Regions from separate parts of the Homo sapiens genome. Here region 1 is linked to region 2. A link is a contact called in ENCODE Hi-C or POLR2A ChIA-PET data. All regions are on one chromosome and are shown on one strand. The core of a region is the stretch at or near the end of the contact, and the rest is flanking DNA. Distances in the headings are between cores, read along the strand shown.

What was found. Hi-C counts contacts between places; a loop is a spot of excess contacts on that map. ChIA-PET counts read pairs that join two places held with the same protein, here RNA polymerase II (POLR2A).
Region 1: a map of PC-3 shows a loop between it and region 2 (5-fold over the local background). The contact joins two enhancer-like sites. A Hi-C loop is called at or near these places in 1 of 168 maps with a recorded cell type or tissue (PC-3). POLR2A ChIA-PET finds 5 or more read pairs at or near these places in 1 of 52 experiments (activated T-cell).

What each region holds. Positions count from the first base shown.
Region 1 is chr5:102,717,001-102,720,850 of GRCh38, reverse strand. The region is part of intron 2 of LOC105379104 (a long non-coding RNA gene); the gene reads right to left. Among named protein-coding and RNA genes, the nearest start is that of PAM, 36 kb to the left of the region's middle. Within about 2 kb of position 1,935, at least 2 of the 41 ENCODE cell types and tissues checked have a DNase peak (open chromatin) inside an H3K27ac peak, as active enhancers do; they include PC-3, where a contact is called at or near this core.
Region 2 is chr5:102,625,480-102,629,516 of GRCh38, reverse strand. All of the region lies in intron 1 of LINC00491 (long intergenic non-protein coding RNA 491), which reads left to right. Among named protein-coding and RNA genes, the nearest start is that of LINC00491, 44 kb to the left of the region's middle. Within about 2 kb of position 1,978, at least 4 of the 41 ENCODE cell types and tissues checked have a DNase peak (open chromatin) inside an H3K27ac peak, as active enhancers do; they include PC-3, where a contact is called at or near this core.

The DNA.
Region 1 (3,850 bases), core at 686-3,185, 91 kb before region 2:
TATTAATATTTTATATCTTCTTACTATATCTTCAATTTCTGGTATACATAAAATGATTCCTATCTTTCTTAATCTCTAAGATTATATCAAATAGCTTACCCAGAACAAAAATAAAATATGATGTCTGGCACTACCTCATATTTAATCCTTAATTGCAGTTCAGAAACAAATTTGATCCTTGGCTTAACATTCAAATGTGGTGGATTCCTTTCAAATGGTAGTGGATTCCTTTCTAAGGAATAACATGAAGAATCATACAGTCTCTCCAAGTTGAGGATACCAATATTCAAAGGACAATAGAGTCCCCTTTTTATGGTTTTTTTAAGTAACCTTAAGAAATTGCTTTCATATTGTTTGGGAATCTTCAAAATTAAAAATAAAATGGAATTATGATTTTCCCCTCTACTTCTAAATAATAAAAAAGAAAGAATACAAATTATCTCATTACTTCTCAGTTGTAAAATGCTGAAGTTAGAGAACTAAAATGTATATAACATTCTAAAATGAGGTGTCATAAGGAGGACAGAAGTATAGTATTTAAGCAATATAGTTCCAGGTGTGTGCATGTGTGTTTTCAAATCTACCAGGTCCAATTCAAGATGTCACCTCTCCTCAATATTGTCAAGGGGAAAAAAGGGCCCTGGATTTTAAACAAAGAAAAGGATCTTATCATGAGTGGCTATCGCCTGAATGTTGGTATCCTTCCAACATTCATATGTTAGAATTTAATCCTCTCTTAACATTATAGAGAGGAGAGGCATTTGGGAGATGATGAGGTCATGAGGGCTCCACTCTTATGAATGGAATTAATGCTCTCATGCAGGGGCCTGAGGGAGCTTACTTGCCCCTCCTGCTCCTTCTGCTATGTGAGGACACAATGTTGGCCTCTTTTGCCATGTGGAAACACAGCAACAAGGCACCATCTATGAAGCAGAGTGTGAGCCTTCACTAGACACAGAATTTGCTGTTGCTTTGATCTTGGACTTTCCAGCCTCCAGAGCTGTGAAAAAGAAATTTCTACCACTTATAAGTTACCCAGTGTAAGGTATTTTGTTACAGCAGCCAGATTAGACTAAGAGAAGTGTCAAGCTTGAGTCAAATCTTTAATAATCTCAGTTTGTGATATAATCATGCTACGTTGGAGGTTTTAATAATTATTATCATCTTACTAACTAGCAGCCCAGAAACTCCTTTAATTGAATGTTACTGGCAGTTTTAGCTTTTTTTCTCACATGAGTGCACTATAATATATAGCACAGGTGAGGGCAATTAACTCCTTGGTGGCAGGAACACGTCTTTCTTTTCTTTTGAAAGTTTCCAAACCATAGCAGGGCCAGTTGTTGGGGAATGTACTGTGTATAGTAAAATGTTCAGCAGCATCAGTAACCTTTACCAACAAGGTATCAGAAGTACTAAGCCAGTTGTGATAATTAAAAGTCTCTCCAGATATTGCCAAATGCCCGCCTGGGAGCAAAATTACCCTTGGTCAAGAATCACTGCTCTAGTTGGTTGATTTGATGATGATTTATATTTGAGTGATTCTTTTGCCAAATATGTAGGTGACATCTTCTTCAGCCTGCATTTCTTTAGCCACATGTGTAAGATAATTCTGGTTTTATATATCTTCATCATGCTGTTATAAAGTCTCAATAAAGGTATAGATAAATCTAGACTCCTAGTAAAAATGTGCTATGCCATATTGTGCAGAGCCAAGGAGATACCGTTACCTGTTTCTACAAGAGTCAGAACTATTAAGCAAAGCACTTTTTCCACAGTGACTGATACCTAAACAATGACTCATAAATTACAACGACCTTTGTTGTTAAACTTTTATTGTTAATAAATTTTAGAACTGTACATTCCTTTCTCTTCTGAAATCTGGAGTATCACCAAAAGTATGCTTAGCAATCCTTTGGAACAGAAATGTTCTCTCTCTGTCATGTGTCCTTTGTCCTATTTAAGAATACTTAAGTGTTCCAAACAGCGGACTCGGTAATGAGTTAAGTTGCCTTTCCTTCACCTAATGACAAATGGAAAATGGTGGAAATTCCATTAAAAAACTAACAAATGGAGTTTTTCTTCTAGAGCCACAGTCATTTTCTTAAACATTCACTGGATTTAAGAGTGAAGAGTTCAGCTTTCTAGGGAAATTTTCTAATTTCTTAGGGTACTTTTTATGGCTTTAGAACTGTTGTGAGTAACCCTAGCTCAGGAGCAGTTCCTAGATTTTCGACTTGGCTGAGCTTGTTGTATAACTGTGGATCAATACATATTTGTTGGTGAATGAATAAGTGATTAAATATTCTTCTTTTTCTAAGACATTTGATTTAAAACTAAGTGAATTTCCTTACAATTTAATAGCAGATGTGCTATTTTTATCCCTTATCTCCATGTCAGAGCATTTAAATTGAGGGTAGCTGCCAGAGGCAGAGTAAAAAAAAAAAAAAAAAATCATGTGTATAAGCTTTCTTCTGCCCTATTTCCTTTTGCTCCCATTTACTTCATAATAACATACATCCATCACTGTTGGGGTTGACTCTTGGCTAGTTTCTCAGTACAGGCTAATGTGAACTTGCTACAAACACTTACTGGGTGATGATAACAACTTAATTTTTCTAAAGGAATAATAAAAGTGTAAAACAAGTCCACTCTCATTCATAGTCAATATAAGAAAGCAGTGGGACTGGGCTTCTCAAGAGAAAATAACATTTCCTATGGAAAGGAAGCACACGTATAGTTTTTCTTTTTAAAGAGATATTTTATGGAAGCAAACTTAACGTGTTCTTTAATTGGCAATGTTATCTAAGTTATTTTCTTAAATGTATTAATACTCTCACATCTCATTCTTTGAGATAAGTTAAATGCTAAAATTTACGTTTACATATGTGAATGTATGTGTGTGTATGTGTACTTTAGGGTCTCTCTTTCTCTCTTTCCAAATTCCTAGTTTTCTCCTTTAAGCCTCTGCCATCTACAAAACTAAACAGCATGTAACACAAGGTCTGCCACATGATAAGAGTTCTGTAGATATTAATAGCTTGTAATTTTACTTCTACCCTTTCACCGTTATTGTGCCTGCTCCATGGTTTAGTGTTTTCTGTAGAGAGAATACTAAAAATGAATCCAAGGCATTTTCTTGAGTGTTGGCTCTGTTTATGCCAGCAGGGAAAAAGCACAGTTTTAGAAACTTCTATTTTGCCCTGGTTTAACATCTTCTCCTGTCATTATCTCAACTTTCATTACTTCGAGTGGAATATAGAAATAAGAAAGCAAAAGCAACTTTCCTATTAATAAAATCTACCTTTATCTCATTACATTCAACGTTAAAATAGAAATGCCAATAATTTAAAAAATTAAAATAGGCAGAACACTAAGTGTGCTTCTATTAGGGCATTGTATCCTTTAGTCCCATTTATTTGCAGTCAATCCATTGCTCAGGTATGACTGCCCACATTAGCTGACTTGAGGTAACACACTATAATGTTTACTTAGAGAGAGGTGGCTCATGTATTTCGGGCTTGTAGACACTGTGGGAGTTAAAAACAAAGACCATTTCCTTTACTACATTTACCTTAACATCTGAAAAGAAGAACAATGAATTTTCATGCATAGCTTTCCATTCTTCTTCTTTTCTAAACATTGGAAGTCCTTTCTACCTTTTTCCTCCTGCCAAGCTCACAAGACAAGACAAGGCCGAGGCCACAACCCGAGTGATTTGACGGGTAAATATACTATTCAATTTTAGGTTTAGAGAGTTTATTACTTACGTAGACAGCAAAAGGAAGAATAACTGAAGGTGCTATCTACTGGGTCCTTTTCCACAGGCCAAAAAGGACAACACTGAAATCAA
Region 2 (4,037 bases), core at 729-3,228:
ACAAACATTTACTATGTATTAGACTTTACAAATCATTTCATTTGTTCTTAATGGCCACTGTAAAATTTAAGTATTTTATTATTTCTAACTTGGGGAAGAAGAAATGAAGGCCTAAGGGGTTAAGTAATATGCTTGGTGTCATTGCCAGCAAGAATTGTAGCTAGGATTTGAAACCAGGTCTTCATAGTTCCATAGTTTGAGCTGTGACTTCCAGTTTAGATGAACGCTCAAACAAACATTTTGAGAGAGTGTTTGTGTTTTATTGATTAAAAAGAGACTGGATAATACTACTTTTTGTAGAAATATGAAGACAATATGAAGTTTGGATTAATGACTCCTGGGAACTTGGTACTTTTAAAATCCTTTGATTCATAGACAGTGAAGATTTTTAGTTACTTAGTTGAATTTTTTATTCTATATAAAAACAGGTTTGGGCTGAAAAACCTGCTAGCTCCAAGTATAAATCTGGGAGGACAGGGCTGAGTCAGAGCTCACTGACCTTCTCAAAGAGGCTTGAGACATCTTTGTGCCAGCTGCACTACTGGAAGAGGGAGTCCTCAGGGGAAAAACACCCACTCTGTTTTATTAACGGAAAATTTGTCATTCTGGTTTTAACTGAAGGATTAAAAAGGAGACATGAGAATACTTCAGACATGAATTTCTGTATGATTTGGGCTCCCAGGCTTCAGAGATTCCTCTCAGGCAGACAAAGAAGGCAAGCCATGGTCAAGAGCTCTGGCCTTTATTTTGTTTCCCTGTGAAACATTTTGTGAGACACAGATGCAAGAGTAAGTGGCTTATTCCAGGTCATCCCAGGAAACAGCAGCAAGGGTGTGGGCGAGTTAGACAGTGAAGAAGAGGAAGTCAGAAAAGAGTTTGTGATCAAGCAAGTCACCACTGTGGCTAAATTGGCAGTCATTTTCATGAAAACTGAGCAGCCGTGTAGATGGTGCACCTCAGAGTTAGGGAAGCTGAGGTGTGTTGTCCACAAGTTTCTCATTTGTCATTGGTTGATGGCTACATCTAAGACCAGTAACTGGTACAGAGGCAAGTGTTATCAACATAAGTTATATGTTTCTTTTTCTAACCTTTTTTTTGTGCTTTAGTAACTTCAGTTTGTATATCAGAGAGTCAACCAATTCATTGACTATTGAAATTTACTAAATTCATTAACCTGTTGACTGAAATACCAAGCCCTGTATTCCTGCTCTCACACCTAGTCTTAGATACAGCATCACTGTGCTTATTCAATTTTTGTATTGAATAGACATAAATGTTGATTAGTCTTAAAGGAGCATCCACTTTCATGTAACATATATTGTATTCATTGTGAACATTTTTGAAGTCTCCATAATTATTCATTTTGGAAATACTACGTAATGCTAATTGCATAGATCCATTTATAAAATGGATAATATTTTGAAAGATATTAATGTGCTTTTCCAGTATTTTTCCTCATAGGGGGTCTTTCAACTAGTTTACCTGAGGCATCCCTGCCTCTGGGAAATTAAGATATTTAGGTAATATTAAGCTTTTGGTATGCAACATAGGATTGTACAGCAAGTTAGTATTCTTACAAGCCAGGCTATTGTCTTAAGGAAGGATTTTCTAAATTTTTTTGGTTCCCTCAGTTGCCACATTAGCAACAGAATGTCTTGTACCATGTTGTCAATAAGCTATATTAACAATCAAACTGGAGGTCTCAGCCTTTGCCTATCATGGGGCTCAGATGGAACCTGGAAGGAGACTATGATTAAAAAGATATAAATGAAAAGCTGCCTCTTCCTGACCTTGAAATGCTATGAGAAGAGTAAGAGAGAAAAGGTCTAGGAGCAGAGACATTTAGATGTCTGCTCAGATTTTCACTTATTTGGAATTGGTCTAGAGAGGGACAGGTATATTAGTGAGGATACTACAGTGATAGCAGATGACTCATGTTTCCTATATCATCTAACAAACTGCCCTATACTGATCTAGATTACATTAACAGTCAAATAAATTTGAATGTCTCCAGCATGATTCATCACTCAGATCCTGTTGGTTAGTTTTTCCAGCCTATTCTTGCTTTCCTTGTGGTGTAGAAAAGAGTCTAATTTGAAAGCTTTCCAGAGGGGTTTTGTGCAGTGGGGAAAGGTGGCTTCTCAGCAAGGGCTGCTGAGTGGACAGCCTGAGCTGGGGCTGAGTGGTGTTAAAGGCAGACCTCCTATAGACCTATGGGAGAAGTTTAGGTGCACTCAGAATAGCCAGGAGCCATCACTAGGAGCATTACTTGAACCAAGAATATCAAAAAGTTAAAAAAAACTTCAAAGTTCCTGTGCTTCTGTCCTGGAGGTCCATAGGACCCCAAGGAATGAGATAGCCAAGGGCATCGCCCAAAGGCCAGAAGATGAAAAGATAGCATAAGGACCTTATAGTTCCTCAGCACCACAAGGTCATATAAGAAGGTCCCCATAGCTCTTCGCTCATATACCCATTCACCACTTGCAGAGCAAAGAAGGGGGAAGGTGAGACTATCTAAGAAAAATAACATTTTTATCTTATAGAGACTAAGTACCACTTAAAGGGATTATTTTGCTTATTGCATTTTATTAAGCTTTAACAATTGCCTACTTAGTTCATTTTTTGCCGATTTAGTTAGCAGAGGAGTGGGCATGAAGAATCAAAAGGAAGATCACGGTAGCTAGCACAAAATGAAGACATTACTATTTGCTCTGCAATTCCAAAATGCAGTATGATTTAGTAGTATCTACTCTGATATAGTCATATTCTTTAACATATCAAGTATCCTAACCATTAAATATGGGGACCTCAAACTGGCCTTTACCAAATTATCTTCATTCTACCTCTGCAATATTTCTTTTCCTTCCTTCTTTCCAACCAGGTCTTGCTCTCTTCCCCAGGCTGGAGGGCAATAACGTGGCATGCAATCATAGCTCACCACAGCCTCAACCACTTGGGCTCAAGTGATCCTCCCACCTCAGCCTCCCGAAGTCCTGGGATTATAGGCATGAGCCACTGTGCGCAGCCCTCTGCAATATTTCTAAACTCTCTTTGTCATAGCTATCCTGCTATTGCCCTAGTCCAGACCTTTCAGCCTCACTTGGACTAAACCTTTTATACTGTGTCTTCAATTCATGGCTTGCCACTCCAGTCCATCTACAGTTTTTTTTTTTGCCATGTGGATTTTACTGAACACCTCACCCCTTGCCATTTCATTGCTCCAAAATCATCTTGCCTAAATAACAAATTCCACATTCTTTAGACTGGGATTTGAAATTTTCTTGGATAGAGCTTCAATCCACCAACAGGTCTTTTTAGGATCTTTGGAAGAGCATACACATCCTCTCTTTGTGTCTGTGTTTATATTGGCTCTACTTCTTGGAAAGTCCTTCCTTTCCCATCTGTATAAGCTCGTAAACTCTGCAAATTCAAGCTTTAGAACAAATGTACCTCTTCCAAAAAGTTTTTCGTAACCCACTCAGGTAAAAAGCATTTTTACTATCTCCTCTCAGCATCGTTTGCATGGTCCATATTGGGAGAGTCTTATCTGTTCTATGAGACTATATTTTTTTTACAGTGCCTTGCTCATGATGGTTGTTGAATATATTTTTAAAAATTTGACTGGGTAAAGGGAGGCTATATATATGTTAGACTGTAATGCTTAATTAGTAATGTTAAACAGATGTGTATTATTTACTCTACATGGACACTGAATGATTTTTAAGAGATACAAATTAAATAAAAATAATTTCTTATGCCATGTAACACATCCATAAATGTTGTTGCTGATAAGTTAAACAGGAATGTGTGAAAAGTCATTGTAAACTATAACAGTTGGAGCCTATCTGAAGGCCTATAAATACCTAAAGAGGGCTCTTGCAAACTGAAGGATGGTTTTAATAGAACAAACTGTTCCATTTAGATTACATGAACACACAGTTTTAAAAATACAAAATTAGTGTCTTGTTTATAGTTCTCTACCCACTGGATTTTAGCAGCTTCTTTATTTTCAAACCACTTGAAAAGAAACAAATGAA